Linked DNA regions of Homo sapiens: region 1 is linked to region 2. Evidence: read pairs that join two places in POLR2A ChIA-PET (ENCODE). Cell type or tissue: endothelial cell of umbilical vein. All regions are shown on one strand. Each heading gives the region's core, and the rest is flanking DNA. Links, peaks and the distances in the headings are about the cores only.

What was found. ChIA-PET counts read pairs that join two places held together with the same protein. Peaks named below come from ENCODE experiments on the same cell type or tissue, not always from the same donor. Only the 100,000 strongest peaks of a DNase experiment are listed, where the experiment ranks them.
Region 1: POLR2A ChIA-PET joins it to region 2 with 5 read pairs; 3 of 35 experiments call an interaction of 5 or more read pairs at or near these places.

What each region holds. Positions count from the first base shown.
Region 1 is chr18:21,481,597-21,490,029 of GRCh38, reverse strand. GREB1L (GREB1 like retinoic acid receptor coactivator) reads right to left here. Exons shown (of 33, transcript NM_001142966.3): 18 at 4,277-4,410; 19 at 1-18. Among named protein-coding and RNA genes, the nearest start is that of GREB1L-AS1, 35 kb to the right of the region's middle. In endothelial cell of umbilical vein, for the core only: no CTCF peak of the experiment used is centred there; a DNase peak (open chromatin) is centred at 4,649; H3K27ac peaks cover 970 bases.
Region 2 is chr18:21,816,454-21,824,886 of GRCh38, reverse strand. It overlaps MIB1 (MIB E3 ubiquitin protein ligase 1), which reads right to left. Exons shown (of 21, transcript NM_020774.4): 12 at 5,241-5,392. LOC124904362 (small nucleolar RNA SNORA73 family) reads right to left here and starts at 7,263; the gene lies at 7,059-7,263. In endothelial cell of umbilical vein, for the core only: a CTCF peak has its summit at 4,396 (motif pointing left); no DNase peak of the experiment used is centred there.

The DNA of each region.
Region 1 (8,433 bases), core at 2,230-7,229, 340 kb after region 2:
CTGTGCAGCCTGGGGTACCTTCAACAGAAAACAAGGCACTAGCACTCAGGCAGCAGGGCCAGCTGGGAGCAGCAAGGCCTGTGCAGTAAGAATGCAGATTAAGCATGGTGGGGAAGGGGCTACTGATCAGTGTGGTGGGGCTTTAGTTCTAGAATGACCTGGGATCCTACATCACTGGAAGGAAAAGGTTGAGCTTCCAAAGCATGTGAATCAACCTGTTGGGATAAGTACAGCACAGTAAAGGGGTTTAGAGATTGTCTAGAAACCTCTTCTCAAAGTATGGTCTACAGACCACCAGCAGCAGCAGCACCTGGGAGCTTGTTAGAAATGCTCAATCTCCCCACCCCAGACCTACTAATCAGAATCTGAAGCTTAACAAGACTCCCAGGGAATTGCATGCACGTTAAATTCTGAGACACGCTGGTCTATTCCATTCATTGCCAGCATAGTCATCATGGATAATTCCTGGATCCTCACCTCTTGCTGGTGGTATTGGGTTAGAATGGCAGCACTGTCCACTTATTTCTCTGATATATAAGATTACAATACAGGAAACTGAGGCATTAATGTAATATCTGTCGAGTATTAGACATAAAAAGGGTAATTATTACTACTAATCTGAGGTCAGCCTCACAGATAGCAATTTCTATCTTTCCATAAACTGTTCCTTGGTGCTGGAGAAACTTGGAGCTGACTGGAGAAATAGCACCCCCTAGTGTTGTAGCCTCATCACCTGAGACCTGGCTCCGTCAAGGGAGCCAAGCAAATCTGAGCCTGGTAGCAGCAGCAGCCTTTGGTACCATTTTCCCCTAAGCCTGGACTGCCAGGGAAGAGGATCCCTTTGTTAAAATCGGCAGTTTTTACAATTATAGGAGGTAGAAAACAAATCTCTCCTTTTGGTGCTACGCCTCAGCCAGGCCTGATGACAAAATGAGTACGAATGGGCAAAGAGGACCCAGTTACAGGCATGAAGAGCTGCTAGTCAAGAAAGCAGGTGCTTGGCTACCCTGAGCACACTGCCCAGCAGTACTTCTGCTGCTGAATAAAAATAAAATTTTTTAAAAAAGAAAGTAGGCTGGGCGCGGTGGCTCATGCCTATAATCCCAGCACTTTGGGAGGACGAGGTGGGTGGATCACTTGAGATCAGGAGTTCGAGACCAGCCTAGCCAACATGGTGAAACCCCATCTCTACTAAAAATATAAAAATTAGCTGGGTGTGGTGGCGGGCGCCTGTAATCCCAGCTACTTGGGAGGCTGAGGCAGGACAATCACTTGAACCTGGGAGGTGGAGGTTACAGTGAGCCGAGATCATGCCATTGCACTCCAGCCTGGGCGACGGAGTGAGAGTCTGTCTTAAAAATATAAAAAAGAGAAAAAGAAAGAAAGTAGGTGCTGGCAAAGTGGGCTCTGGGTCCAAGGTTGGCCAATGCTCTCATGGAGCCTGGTAGAATAAGGCTGGGGCTGTGCACTTTCTTTCTGGTTGCCATTTGGTAGCAATGCAGCCACCAGCAGCTGGGTAGGCTAATGGGGGATTTCACCTTTGTTCCATTCTATAATTCTACTTAAAATACAACAAGTGGTCCACTGGCCTTGCACAGAAAACCTCCAGGTCAAAGAAATGCCAATGACAGCTATCAAATGAATAACACATGAACACTTTTGAGGTGTTTTAGAACTGGAAAGGACCAAGATGCCCTGTATATGAACAACTCTGCCTTTTCTTTTTCTTTTTTCGAGACAGAGTCCCGCTCTGTCACCCAGGCTGGAGTGCAGTAGTGCAATCTTGGCTCACTGCAACCTTCGCTTCCCGGGTTCAAGCAATTCTCCTGCCTCAGCCTCCTGAGTAGCTGGGATTACAGGCATGCGCCCAGCTAATTTTGTATTTTTAGTAGAGACAGGGTTTCTCCATGTTGATCAGGCTGGTCTCAAACTCCTGACCTCAGGTGATCCGCCCACCTCAGCCTCCCAAAGTGCTGGGATTACAGGTGTAAGCCACTGCACCCGGTCTTTTTTTTTTTTGAGATGGAGTCTCACTCTGTCGCTCGGACTGGAGTGCAATGGCGCAATCTCAGCTCACTGCAACCTCCGCCTCCCAGGTTCAAGTGATTCTCCTGCCTCAACCTCCCAAGTACCTGGGATTACAGGTGCCCGCCACCACGCCTGGCTAATTTTTTTTTTTTTTTGTATTTTTAGTAGAGACAGGGTTTTACCACGTTGGCCAGGCTGGTCTCGAACTCCTGACCTCAGGTGATCCACCCACCTTGGCCTCCCAAAGTGGTGGGATTACAGGCATGAGCCACCGCGCCCAGCCCACTCTGCCTTTTCATAGAAAGAGAATGAGTTCAGGGGCAGAGAGAAGTTCAGCTGCTTGTCCCAGTTCATACAACTGATCAGAGACAAAGCTAGCTCTAGATTTTATCCAGCCTCTAGCAAGGTCTTCACACATTGCAAGGATTTAGCTGGCTGGGTAGAAATGAAGAAATCCTTCAGTTCAATAAATCCTGGGCTGGTCCCTTCAGGTATTCAGTAAGTCATAGCTACTATTAGGCTGGGGTGACTGGGTTGGAGGAAATAAGTATAGATAATCTATGTTTCAAGCTTAATGCTTTTTGCTGGGCCACGTAGAAAAGCCAAAGTTAGAATAAATGGTAACTTTGATATCTGGCATTTCTGTTTCATACTCTGGAAGAATCATGAAGTCAGAAGTGCACAGTTTCTCCAATCTGTCATGCTTGCATTAAACTATACTTACAACTTTTGTAGCACAAAACTACAATAGAAAGTTGATGAGATCATCATTTAAAATAAAAGTTAGGAAACTCTGAATGATGTTACCAGAAAAAGAAGATGCATTTCAAGCTGGTGGATGTAACAGGTGGGTAGGAATGCTTAAAGGGGGTACTCATGGAATGATTTTGGAAAATTAAGACTACATGTGCTGTGAAAGGATTAATGTCACAGTGTCAGTTAAGACTTTCCAAATCCAACAGCTGCAAAAATATCAAACCGTACTTGAGCCTGTGCTCTTTCCGGATGCAGTATTATAATCTACTGAATAGGATGCATCCATAGGTCCTCATTTTAATTTCCTTTTCTTTTTTCTTAGCAAAATTATGGACAGGTTTGTTAAATAGCTGTTAAATAATATGATCAATTAAAGCCATTCTAAGAACTATAGCTACTAAAAATTAGAATTTGCCCCATAAAATAAAGCCCAATCGCCCCAACATTGGATGATCAAACAGAATATTGTGGAGGGCAGAAAGGGACCTTTATTAGGTTAGGTAAATTCTAATGTCTCTACCTACCTCTGAATCTATGATTCAAGGTCACAGAGGGAAAAAAACTCTTTCAGAGTTTAATCTGAAAATGGGGATTTTTTTTTTCTTTTTTTAGAAAAGGGAAGAAAAGACAGCAGTTATGTTCCTTAATCCCTAAGGCCAGGGACTGGAGGAGGAGCCCCAAGAACTGAATTCACCTCAATTATCTGATTGCTCTTTAATTTCTTCCAGTGTATACTTCAAATCTCTCATAGTAAAGTTTAGTTTTTACTGAATCATCTTAGGGTCCTTGCCTGTGGTGGACAGGGGAGAAAAGAGGGAAAAATGTCAAAGTCTGAGGTGTAGGGTAGGAGAGGCCGGAGCTCAGAGAAGTGGGACTTTTTTTTTTTTTTTTTGAGACGGAGTCTCGCTCTGTCACCCAGGCTGGAGTGCAGTGGCGTGGTCTCGGCTCACTGCAAGCTCCACCTCCCGGGTTCACACCATTCTCCTGCCTCAGCCTCCCAAGTAGCTGGGACTACAGGCATCTGCCACCACGCCTGGCTAATTTTTCGTATTTTTAGTAGAGATGGGGTTTCACCGTGTTAGCCAGGGTGGTCTCGATCTCCTGATGTCATGGTCCGCCCGCCTCGGCCTCCCAAAGTGCTGGGATTACAGGCGTGGGCCACCGCGCCCAGCCAGAAGCGGGTCTTGAATAAGCAAATCCCTCTCTGCCCTATCCATCTCCTGATGATAGCAGTGAAGCATGACCGGGAGCTGACTCAGCATGAAAAGTAGTGCAATGGCCCACTTTGGTTGTATTTTCCTTTATTGATCTTGGATGATCACATAAAACAATAGTAGGGCATCTTAGGAAAGGCTGTTTTAATTTGGCCTTTGCACGTCATCTGCAAGGGCTCCATCAAACACCCCGTAGCACTGACACAAAAGGCTTTTGGCTATTTTAGATCTGCAAGTACAGCTAGAGAGAAGAGCAGAAGGCCTTATTTACTATTTACCTCTCCAAGAGTGTGTTCACCATTTTTTCAAAAGTCTCGTCACATCTCAGAAGTGGGCTCGTGATCCCCCACTGCAGAGACTTGCTGTACTCACTCAAGCCAAAGTACAGCTTCTCCTCGCAGCCCACGTCCTCCTGGTTCAAAATACAGAGCAAAAACCCAATGAGGACAGGATACAGTGTGTCTTGTTTTCCAGAAAGTGGGGTTTACAGAAATGACCGCTGTAAGAGGTTATTTCCTGACAAGTAAGAAAAAATACTGTTTCATTATGTAACCCGACACCAACTCTGCAGTCATCTCTGAGGCACTAAGTGAAACTTCTTTTAATTTCAAAGGAACTGAATATGTGATTAGTGGAAAGTTGACACACTTCCTTCAGGCACATGGTTTGTTTTCTTTTTTTTTTGTTGGGATACACAAGGTCAGACAGCCTCAATTCTCAGCCTTTTTCCCTGCTGGAAGTAGTTCTCTATACAGATAAATAGGCTTTCCTCAGAACGCTCTAGAGATTGACAAACTCCTCTGTTACAGAAACCTTAACTTTTCTGACATCATTTCATAATGATAACTCATAAAAGCTTATCTTTGCAAACAAATTTTACTTTAAAAATGGAATATATGCTTTCCTTTAACAGGATCCACAGTATTTAACGTAGCCCCCTCTTGATGAGTCAGTCATCACTATGAAAATGAATAGCTATTTTAGGATGTGACATAAGGATGCCCTCAGAGGATCTTGAGAAGTGTGACAAGTTGCTTATCCTTAAACTCAGAAGCTCTACGATATTAAATAAGCTTTTTGAGTTCATGAATCTGTTTTTGTTTGTAGCTTTCTTTTGCATCTTTTCTACATTAGTTTTTTACAGTCACTGCTTGCTGTCATGTTGCCTGTGCCATTTGGTCTCACTTTTGTTATTTTATTTTATTTTTGAGACCAAGTTTTGCTCTTGTTGCCCAGGCTGGAGTGCAATGGTGCGATCTTGGCTCACTGCAACCTCTGCCTCCCGGTTTCAAGCGATTCTCCTGCCTCAGCCTCCCGAGTGGCTGGGATTACAGGCACCCACCACCACGCCCAGCTAATTTCTTTTTTTGCATTTTTAGGAGAGACGGGGTTTCGCCACGTTGGCCAGGCTGGTCTCAAATTCCTGGACTCAGGTGATCCGCCCGCCTTGGCCTCCCAAAGTGCTGGGATTACAGGCGTAAGCTACTGCGCCTGGCCCACTTTTGTTATTTATTATGTGTTGACATTTTTATTTAAGTGCTCTCCAACTCATAAAGGAAATAAGGCAGCTTTAAAAAATGTAATAAGATAAAGGCTGGGCGCAGTGGCTCACGCCCGTAAACCCAGCACTTTTTTTTGAGACCAGCCTGGCCAATATGGTGAAACCCCATCTCTACCGAAAATACAAAAATTAGCCAGGCGTGGTGGCGGGTGCCTACAGACCCAGCTACTCAGGAGGCTGAGGCAGAAGAATACCTTGAACCCGGAGGTGGAGGTTGCAGTGAGCCGAGATTGTGCCACTGCACTCCAGCCTGGGCGACAGAGTGAAACTCCATCTCAAAAAAAAAAAAAATTATATATATATATGTATGTATGTATTAAGATAAAAATAAATTAAGCAATCAGAGGAAGAAAAAGCAAGGGTAAGAGAAGGAAGATTGGGCCAGGGATAAAGTAAGTATTCCCTAAAATGCATGCCAGCAGCTGCTGCACATTTGGTTAGAAGTGGGCTACAAATTTGGTAGCCCAAATTCTGAGCTTTTTTTTTTTCTTTTTTTTTGAGGAGTCTCACTCTGTCACCCAGGCTGGAGTGCAGTGGCATGATCTCGGCTCACTGCAATCTCTGCCTCCTGGGTTCAAGCCATTCTCCTGCCTCAGCCTCCCAAGCAGCTGGGACTACAGGCATGTACCACCACACCCAGCTAATTTTTGTATTTTTAGTAGAGATTAGATTTCACCATGTTAGCAGGCTGGTGTCGAATTCCTGATCTCAGGTGATCAACCTGCCTCGGCCTCCCAAAGTGCTGGGATTACAGACATGAGCCAATGTGCCCGGCTGGTTCTGAGCTTTTCAGTAACCATCTAAAGAGAAACAACTGTATGATTTATAAGGTCCATAAGATAAAAATAAAGCATGTTTTAACTGGCAGCTTTTAATTTTTTGAGGTCCCCCCCAAAACCCTGCTTTTAGGAATAGGGTTTGAGGGTAAACAGGCTTTATGAGAGCACCGGAATATGTTCCTAGAGATACTGGAGACTGACAACATAGATTGAATGACATCTATTTTCAAGGCTAGAAGCCTTTGCTTATTTCCTTCTGGGCTTAGCTGTGTTCTGGGTAACTGTGTCAAATAAGTCATTTCACAGGGAAAAAAGTCATTCATCTAAGTTTCCCTCCTTATCTGGACTGCAGACACAGAGTCATCTGGAAAAGCTTTATGAAGTGTGTACTTGGTCTTCACGTTTCCCTCTCACCCTTGGCCCCTGTTTCTTTGGGAAAATGTCAAATCCTATTCCGAGCCTGCTGCTCTTCCTGACACAGCATTAGAACTGCTGGATACGATGCATCCGCCTTGCATCCACCTGTCCTCGTTTTTATTTCTCTCTCTTTCTTCTTAGCAGGTTGGTAAATAGATGGCCTGTGATTAACTAGAGCCAGTATGGGTTTTGAGAACTAGAGCTACTAAAAATTAGAATTAGAAGTGAATGGTTTCTCCATCTGTTCTGTTTGCATTAAACTGTAACTATGGTTTTGTGTTACAAAAGTTTTAACAGAAATGAGTGGAACCATCCTTTAAACTATGAGTTATGAAACTGAATGATTTTACTATAAAGATACGTTTCAGGTATCATAAATCGTCTGACTTATTGAATCACTATTTCTGGGGGGAGAATGTCCCTTCTCATAAGGCAAACTCCCCGCTGTGGAAGGCCTGCCCTTTCAGTGACCCTCCATGCTCCCTGTGCTTTCGCTGCGGGCGTTGGTGATGACTTGTTGGCCCTTGGTCTCACTACCCTCTTGGCAGTTCTTTGTTATTTTCTTCCATGATTCTAACCACACCAGCTGCTTCAATGATCATTGTTTGTAAAAAAAAAAAAAAAAAAAAAAATCTGTAATCTACACAATGGTGTGCTCACCTGCATCTTAACTCAAAGTCAGTCTCATCTGCCCTCCACAAATCAAACTTCTTTCAGGCCAGGCGCGGTGGCTCACGCCTATAATCCCAGCACTTTGGAAGGCCGAGGAGGGCAGATCACTTGAGGTCAGGAGTTCAAGACCAACCTGGCCAACACGGTGAAACCCCATCTCTATTGAAAATATAAAAAATTAGCCGAGCGTGGTGGCACATGCCTGTAATCCCAGCTACTCAGGAGGCTGATGCAGACGAATCGCTTGAACCCGGGAGGCAGAGGTTGCAGTGAGCTGAGATCGTGCCACTGCACTCCAACCTGGCTAACAGAGTGAGACTCCGTCTCAAAAAACAAAACAAAACAAAAAACTTCTTTCAACTTCTTTTTTCCAACTAAAGGGAACGCCTCAAAAATATTTCTGGTTCTTCTCTCTCCCTGAATAAACAAATCCTAGAAAATGTACCATGTCTCCCATCCATTTTACTACCAGGACCATCATTCTAATTCATGTATTTGTTCATTCTAACCCAAATTATCAGAAAAGCCACTGACTGATCTACTTCTAATCACTTTGACTTAGCCTCTAGATTGAATGAACTGCCTCTCAGTAGCTATTAAAGCTGAACATATGAGTACCTGATGACACAGCAATTTCACTCTCAGAGACCCAAAAGAAATGCATACATACGTTTACTAAAGGGTGTGCCAGGATGTTACAGCAGTACTATGTGAAATAAAATAGGATGGATACATGAATTGTGGTGGAGTCATATAATGTAACACACACACAGAGCAAAAAGAATGATTTACGATTCATGAAAACTGCAAATTTCACAAACATCATGTTGAGCAAAGGAAGTCAGATACAAGAGAGTACATACTCCATGTTTCCATTTATATAAGCTCCATACTGAGCAAAACAAATCTGTAGTACAGAAGGCCAGAATAGTGTTACCCTTTAGTGGGGGTGCCTAGAAGGGACACAGGACTTCTCGGGTGGTGGTAATATTCTGTTTCTTGATCT
Region 2 (8,433 bases), core at 1,549-6,548:
AGTGACAATTACTCTAACATCCGTATAATTTTCTTAATGATTGCAATAAAACTATAGATAATTTAATATTATTTAATAGAGACAAACATTTCAGCAATTAATGAAGATTACTGAAGACAAGAGTAGTTTAAAGACCCAGATGTTCACACATTCTCAACTCCTGACCACTCCTCCATTTCAAAATGAACATCATTCTCTAAAAGACTGTGGGCAAAAGGAGACATATATAAATATATATCTTATCACTTCATTCAAGATCTTCTTCCTCCTATTAATTACACCTCAGTCACAGAAAGTACATTTGTGTATTACAAGGAATATGGTGTTTGAGAGTAGATGCATGAGCATACATTAGAGAAAACACACTCTAAGTATCCTATTACCGAATAGACTCAGCTATATTTTGTAGATAGCACTCAGCATGTTTACAGTTGTAAGGAAAGCATTAAACACCAAAATACAGTACAGCTTATCAAATCTTCAAATAGCCAACATAGTCTTGTTTACAGACCATATTTCAGAATTTAAAAAGTAAAAAAAGCATCACAACATTCGAGAAGGAAAACTATGAGTTGCTCACATATTCAGTAAGATTTGTAATATGTGTCTTTGTGGGAATTAGTAAGCAAATAAGAAACGCCTGTGAAATTATCTTAGTACCAACCTAAAAACAACATATATCACATCAGGTGATTCACTCATATTTTACGTTTACTTTTCACATTCAATTTCTATTCAAGAAAAATTCGTAAATACTATATAAACTTTATAATTATATTATTGTTACCTGTACTTCCAAAATACCTATCGATTGTTTTTGCCAGCTCTGCAGAGAATACTGCTGACTAATTTATTTTCATGCCTGTAAGGGAGCTCTAAAAACAGCTAAAAATGCAGCATCTTTACAGAAAGTACCTAAGTAACATGCTGATTATGCTACTCCAAAGAAATTCAGTTTTCACTTTTATCAGCAGAAATAATTTCTACTCTTACTTTAAATCCAAAATTTTACCTATATACTAAGAGATGATAAATATGGCTAAACTCTAGATGAAAACATGCCTATAAATATTAACTATCAGAACAGACAAACAGCATTGTTCTTAGTTAAGATTTCTCAAAAAAAACAAAACTGTATTAAAACATGGTGTAATTTCTACTTAAAATGCTCCAAACTTTATAAAGCACAACCAAAGTACTCAGGGTCTCATAGTGAAAATTTATATTCCCTTCCACAATTCTAAAAGACAACAATAAATGGCTTTGTAACTCTTTTCTCTTAATGTGTTTCAGTTACTATCATACTATGAGAAAACATCAAGATCAGCTTTGAAATCTAGACTCATATTGATCTGCACCTTTGAAATAGAGACTTCAAAGGACAGTCTTCAAAAATATAGGACATCTAGACACTTCATCAGGTTCTGGAAATAACAACGTGCTATATCTGGTTTTCTTTTCTTTTCTTTCTTTTTTTTTTTTTTTAGAGACAGGGTCTTGCTATGTTGCTCAGGCTGTAGTGCAGTGGCACGATCATACCTCACTGCAGTCTCAAACTCCTAGGCTCGAGCAATATTCTCGCCTCAGCCTCCCAAGTAGCTGAGACTAAAAGTCTGTGATGCCACACCCAGCTGATTCTTTTTTTTTTTTTTTTTGATACAGTCTTGATCTGTAACCCAGACTAGAGTGCAGTGGTGCAATCTCAGCTCACTACAACCTCTGCTTCCTGGGTTCAGGTGATTCTCATGTCTCAGCCTCCCGAGTAGCTGGAACTACAGGTGCGCACCACTACACCCAGCTGATTTTTGTATTTTTAGTAGAGACAGCATTTCACAATGTTGGCCAGGCTGGTCTCAAACTCCTAGCCTCAAGTGATCTGCCTGAGTTGGCCTCCCAAAGTGCTGGGATTATAGGCATGAGCCACCACGCCCAGCCTAATTTTTTAATTTTTTAGAGACAGGGTCTTGCTACATTGCCCAGGTTGATCTCAAGCTCCTGGCTTCAAGCAATCCTCCTGCCTCAGCCTCCTAAGTCGCTGGGATTACAAATGTAAATCACCACACCCTGCTGGTTTTCTATAGTATAAAGGCCAAAAAGACTGGTTGTTATTTTTAATTCCGAGTACACTAAAAATGGCACCTTCTGTCTTCTGACATCACTGGACAGTATAGGGGGGGAAAAATCAACCTTAAGAAAAAGAAATTTGATATGAAAAAAAGAATTCAAAACATCCCAATTTGCAATTACAACTGGTAATATAAGCTGTGTCATCTGATACTCTTCAGTGTCCAATTAAAATCACACTCTATCTGGCAATCTATAGTCACAACTACCTAAAAATGTCTTAAGGAAGTAGGAATAAAGAAGGCATGTAGCTTTAACTGAAGCACTACTTTGTTAAAGAATAAAAGCATTTTTTTTTAAATGTCACCTGACACCAAATATCTGGTTGGAAGAGGTGCTGTTTTAAATTTTCAGGGGAACCCTCAAGATTTATGCAAGAATTGAAAAAAATAAAAGTAAATTTTCTCTTCCTTGTATAGGCTTAGCATTATTGAATATACTATGCCTACTCTCAATAAAAATGAAACAACTCAAAATATTTAAAAGATACTTGTTTCCTAAGCACTTCAATTCTCAGTTTATACTAAACTTTATGATTTCATATTCCCTCAATAAATCCTAAATTCTCTCAATAAAATCTTTTTGACCATTGTAATCTGAAGTAATTGCTGTTTGAATTCCTAACACAGTTTCTCTACAGAATTCATTTTGTAATTGATCATATAACATCTTGTGATATTTAACAGTGTGCTCACTGTCAAAGTAAGACTAACATTTATTGAGTGCCTTGTATAGCCAGAGCATATGTAGGATGAACAGATGAATATGAATGCCCACAATGTAAAGAGAAAGACAGAAGTGCACATAGTAATAAACAGCACTAAGCAGAGTATATAGTAAGTATAATAAATAAGAACACAGAGGAAGGGCGCGGTGGCTCACGCCTGTAATCCCAGCACTTTGGGAGGCCGAGACAGGCGGATCACGAGGTCAGGAGATCGAGACCATCCTGGCTAACGTCGTGAAACCCCGTCTCTACTAAAAAATACAAAAAAAATTAGCCGGGCATGGTGGTGGGAGCCTGTAGTCCCAGCTACTCGGGAGGCTGAGGCAGGAGAATGGCGTGAACCCAGGAGGCAGAGCTTGCAGTGAGCCGAGATTGTGCCACTGCACTCCAGCCTGGGTGACAGAGCAAGACTCTGCCTCAAAAAAAAAAAAACAAAAAAAACAAAAAAAACACACACAGAACAAGGAAGTATAGAGCAAACAAAATAATTCCAGTGATGACACAGGAGGTAGCTCTGGAAGAAAGACGGTTAAGATAAAGAAGCGGGATGGGGCATCCCAAAGAAAGAAAATGCTCCAAAAAATAGAAGAAGAAAGCAGACAGCATATTTTAGGAAAGGAGAATAGACGATGGGCAAAGCGGGCTGAGGGATTGGATTAGCAGGAGATAAAGTTAAACAGACTCAGGACACACAGAATATGGGTCTGAATGCCAAGCCAAAGTGTGTAGATTGTATTCTATGTTAACAGACAAAAACTGAAGTTGGGAAACAGGGGAAGAGAGCCATTTAGACCTATGCTTTCAGAATGGATAATTTGTAAATGTATAAAATTTAAATCAAGAAAAAGACTGAAATCAAAGAAAAAAATTAGAAGAATAGTATAATAGTCTAGGTAAATGTGGTGAGTACTTAATTGGGTCAGCAACAGTGGGAACAGAATGGAATGGGTTGGAAGGATTGGTAGAATGAGTAAAATTTTAAAACTAGTTGGAAGCTAAGAATTGGTGAGAGAGCAAAGATAACTCTAAGCAATGAAGCAGCAAGAGGAATGAGGTATTGACACATTCACTGCCCATGTGTTTTGGTCTTGCTTCACAGACAGACCATAATACAGAAAAGGTGATGTAAAGTGGTTTAACAGTTATGATTCTAAAGTCACCTAGACCTTGCTCAAGTTACAGCTGCTTCAGTAATCAGCTACGTGTTCTTGAATAATTAAATTCATCTCTATAAGCCTCATATTCTTCACGTGTAAAATGAGGATATTAACACCTGCCCCAAAAAGCTGTTGAAAGGATTAAGTGAGATGATGCATGTGAAGCACTTTGCAGAGGCTGGCATGTGGAAAGTGCTATCATAATCTTCTGTTTGAAGGGCAGGGAAATATAATACTACTGTCTTCTTCACAATGCCAAAATCTGAAGTGTTCAAATATTTGCAATTTGGAAAAAAAATCAAGATGTGATCTAAAATATGATCATTCATTTTGTCCTACAATATATACCCACTGTTACAGTTACCAATAAGCAGTAGCAATAAAATCCTTTTGTTTCCTGTGGTCACCCTCTAGTGGTGATCCTAAGAAGCTAAAGGAAACATGATATAAAAATACAATAAGGAACCAAAGAATAAGTGTTCAGAATAGATAAAATTATCAAAATAAAAATCAAAGTGAAGATTTTTCTTAGTCCAGGTATACAGGTTTGACTCAAACATAAACAGAAGACATCCAATGCAGAATTTCCTAAAATGCTTAGGGTAAAGTTGTTCCAAAAAGTGAGTTAATGGAAATCTCTAAATTAAGCAAAGCTAAGCATTTTCCCATTCTGTGGGACACCGCAGATCCTTCATAAAGAATGTGATTCTCCAAAAGGAGTCTTTCTCAAATGTCAACCAGCAAATACTTTTTTCAGTAGAATACTATTGCTGTAACAATGGATGAGGGGATAGCTATACTAGAAGTTTATATAACTAATTACATTATTAATAAGGAATTAGGTAACTTAGTATTTATTTAGTCTTAAGTTTTAAAAAATAATTATCGTGCAAATGGCAACATGAAATTAGAGGACACCCAGATAATTATTTTGAAGAAACATAAATCTCAAAATAAAATGCATTTTAATTAAATCTTTAGAAAGAAACTAGTATTCCTGATATTTTACAACCACATTTAATATAAACTTAAATAATCATTTCATAATATTTGTATTAGATTAACAACCAAATAATCATCATATAAAACTAAAGGCATAATATTCACAAAACTTTAAAATGATTTAAAATACTAAAATAGCCAAAATTATTTCTTCATCAGTATCAGAAAAAGAGAATCAACAGTAGGAAAATATTTTTGAATTGCACCTAAAATAGTAAGGGGTGACATACCTGGGATTTCCCCTTAGTGCAGCATGATGCAGAGCATTAAATCCATTATTGTTTGTGATGGTAACATCTGCTCCAGCTTCCAAAAGAACTGCTAGGATATCATCACGTTTCTTACTTATTGCATCATGAAGAGGGGTATCACCTTCAGAATCCTTTAAGTTTAAAGAAATTTTCATTAGTTCTTCAATTAATTATCCCATCTAATAGTAATACTTACACCAAATGCTAAGCAAACAGAAGCAGAGACCACATCCAACAAATACCAATAAAAGAGCACTTTCTGTGATAACTACAAAAATATAGGCAAAGGCTGGGCATGCTGGCTCATGTCTGTAACCCTAGCACTTTGGGAGGCTGAGGCGGGAGGATCAGCAGAGGCCAGGAGTTCAACACCAACCTGGGCAACATATAGAGACCTTGTCCCTACAAAAAATTTTAAAAATTAGCCGGGCACGGCGGTGTGCACCTATAGTCCTAGGTACTCAGGAGGCTGAGGCAGAAGAATGGCTTGAGCCCAGGAGTTCAAGGCTCCAGTGAGCTATGATCATGCCACTGCACTCCAGCCAGGGTGACAGAGCGAGACTCTATCTCCAAAAATATAAAAAACAAAAATACAGGCAAGAAACACTGGCCACATTATAGTAAGGAAAGACATACTCAAATCTAGTTGGAAAACAAAATAAGCATGCTGGAATTTTTTTTTCTTTTTTTTGAGACCAAGTTTCGCTCTTTCACTCAGGCTGGAGTACAATAGCGCGATCTCAGCTCACTGCAACCTCCACTTTCCGGTTTCAAGCGATTCTCCTGCCTCAGCCTCCCAAGTAACTGGGATTACAGGCACCCACCACCATGCCCAGCTAATTTTTGTATTTTTAGTAGAGACGGGGTTTCACCACGTTGGCCAGGCTGGTCTCAGACTCCTGACCTCGTGATCTGCCCACCTCAGCCTCCCACAGTGCTGGGATTACAGGCGTGAGCCACCTTGCCCGGCAAAGTTCTTTTTTTGTAGAGATGGGGGTCTCAGTATGTTGCCCATGCTGGTCTTGAACTCCTGTGCTCAAGTGATCCTCCCACATGAGCCTCTCAAGGTGTTGGGATTACAGGCATAAGCCACCACTCCTGGCACATGCTGAAGCTTTACAAAGCAAAAAGAAAAGAAAAGAAGTAGCCTCAAATATAACTAATGACAAAAACCAGTGAAGTGATAAAGCTGCCCCCCAAATTTTATAAGTTTAAAATGGCCTTAATTGTCATACCCTGAAATTCCATACCAAACCTACACCATAACAATGAATTGAAAGTCGGTGGCTTTCAAACTTGGCTGCTCATTAGAACCTGCTGGGGAGATCTTTTAAAATCTGTTGTACAGAGGAAAAAAAAGAGAAAAAAAAATCTGATGTCCAGGCTGTTCACCATACTAAATCTCTAGAGGTGAGAGTGAGGCATGAGTAATTTTTCAAAGCTCCACAGATGAACATCTTGTGCAGTCACAGGTGAGAAACATTAATCTAAGCGTTTTCAAAGGGCAGCAAAGTGGCTAGTTAGCCAAAGGTAAAACAATTGTAAATTAAAATTTAGCAATCTCAGTCTACCATTTTTTCAAGCTGACTACTTTTTACATTAATCAATTGACTTAGCAGTAAGTTTTTATTCATTAGCAGTCATGTACAGACATGAATAATTTAAATTTCATTCATTTCATAGTTGAACAGATGCTATTCTCAGTAAAGTCATATACAACCTGGCCTACAGCATATACTACAGTTGCCAAATTCAGTTTGCCACTTGTTTTTTGTTTGTTTTATTCTTTTTTACTAGACATATTTCCTGCATGGTTTGTCTCCCCAGTCACTGTCCACAGGATTCTGAGAAGCTACAGGAATATGAAAGTGCAAACACCAGACCCAGCTTCATCTCCAACACTGAGGAAAGGGACTGTACATCATGGGGCAGAGCCCTATGCTCCCCTAAGCCATGTGGACAAAGCCTAGAAAAAATGATATCCCAGGATATTACACATTGGAGCCACCTGTTTTTGTAAATTAAGTTTTATTGGAACACAGCCACACCCATTCATTTATGTATTATCTATGGCTGCTTTCATTCTGCAATGAGAGTTAGATAGTTGTGGCAAAAGCCAATAAGCCACTATTATCTGTGCCCAATATAGAAAATGTTTGCTAATCCCAGGAATATATTCATCCACCTACATAAAGAATTCCTGCTAGGCATGGTGGCTCACACCGGTAATCCCAGGACTTTGGGAGGTGGGAGCAGGAAGATTGCTTGAGACCAGAAGTTTGAGACCAACCTGGGCATTTCTACAAAAAATTAGCCAGGCATGGCAGCTCACACCTGTAGTCCCAGCTACTCGGGAGGCTGAGGTGGGCCCTGAAGGTTGAGACTGCAATGAGCCATGATCACGCCACTGAATTCCAGCCTGGGCAACAGAGCAAGACCCTGCCTCAAAAAAAAAAAAAAAAAAAAAAAAAGAATTCCTAACCCAAGTTCAATCCAACCATCTACCATCTACCTTCTACTCCTGTATCTGGCGGCACTAAAAATCTGTAGTGTTCAACCTGAAACGGGCTTCTAACATGATTGGAACACCCTTCTGCAGGTCCCCAAGTCCTTATCACTCTTCTCAATTACTCTTTCTCTACCCACCACTCTCAACAGATGAACTTGTCTCCCATTTCAGACAAAAAACGTCAGCAGGTATAAATCACCTCTCCTTACAGATTAACACCCCCCCAATTCTTCCCTCATCCTCCAATCCTGCCTCCCACTTACAAGGACATACTCTAGATCCCAACAGTTCCAAAACAGCTGCACTTCAAAAACCTTAATTTCTAATAATTATCTAGCTGAACAAAATCTATTCTTTCAGTTCTTCTCAAGCCCTCATTCCCACTACTACTGTTCTTTATTTCTTCTCTGAGATCTATCCAATCCAGCAACCAATTCCTGGATGCTGTAAATTATCTAAACTACAAGCAGCTTATGATTCTAACCACTGCCCTACTTTTTAAAAAATCATTATTGAGTTTCCAATGGAAACAAATTATGTTTTACATATTCAAATAGTATTTCAGGGAACACTTTTATTTAAAAATAATATGTTGTTTCAAGCCTATTCGGTTAAGGAACCTAAAAGTTGGCAAATTAGATTCAGGAGCTACAAAATTACTAA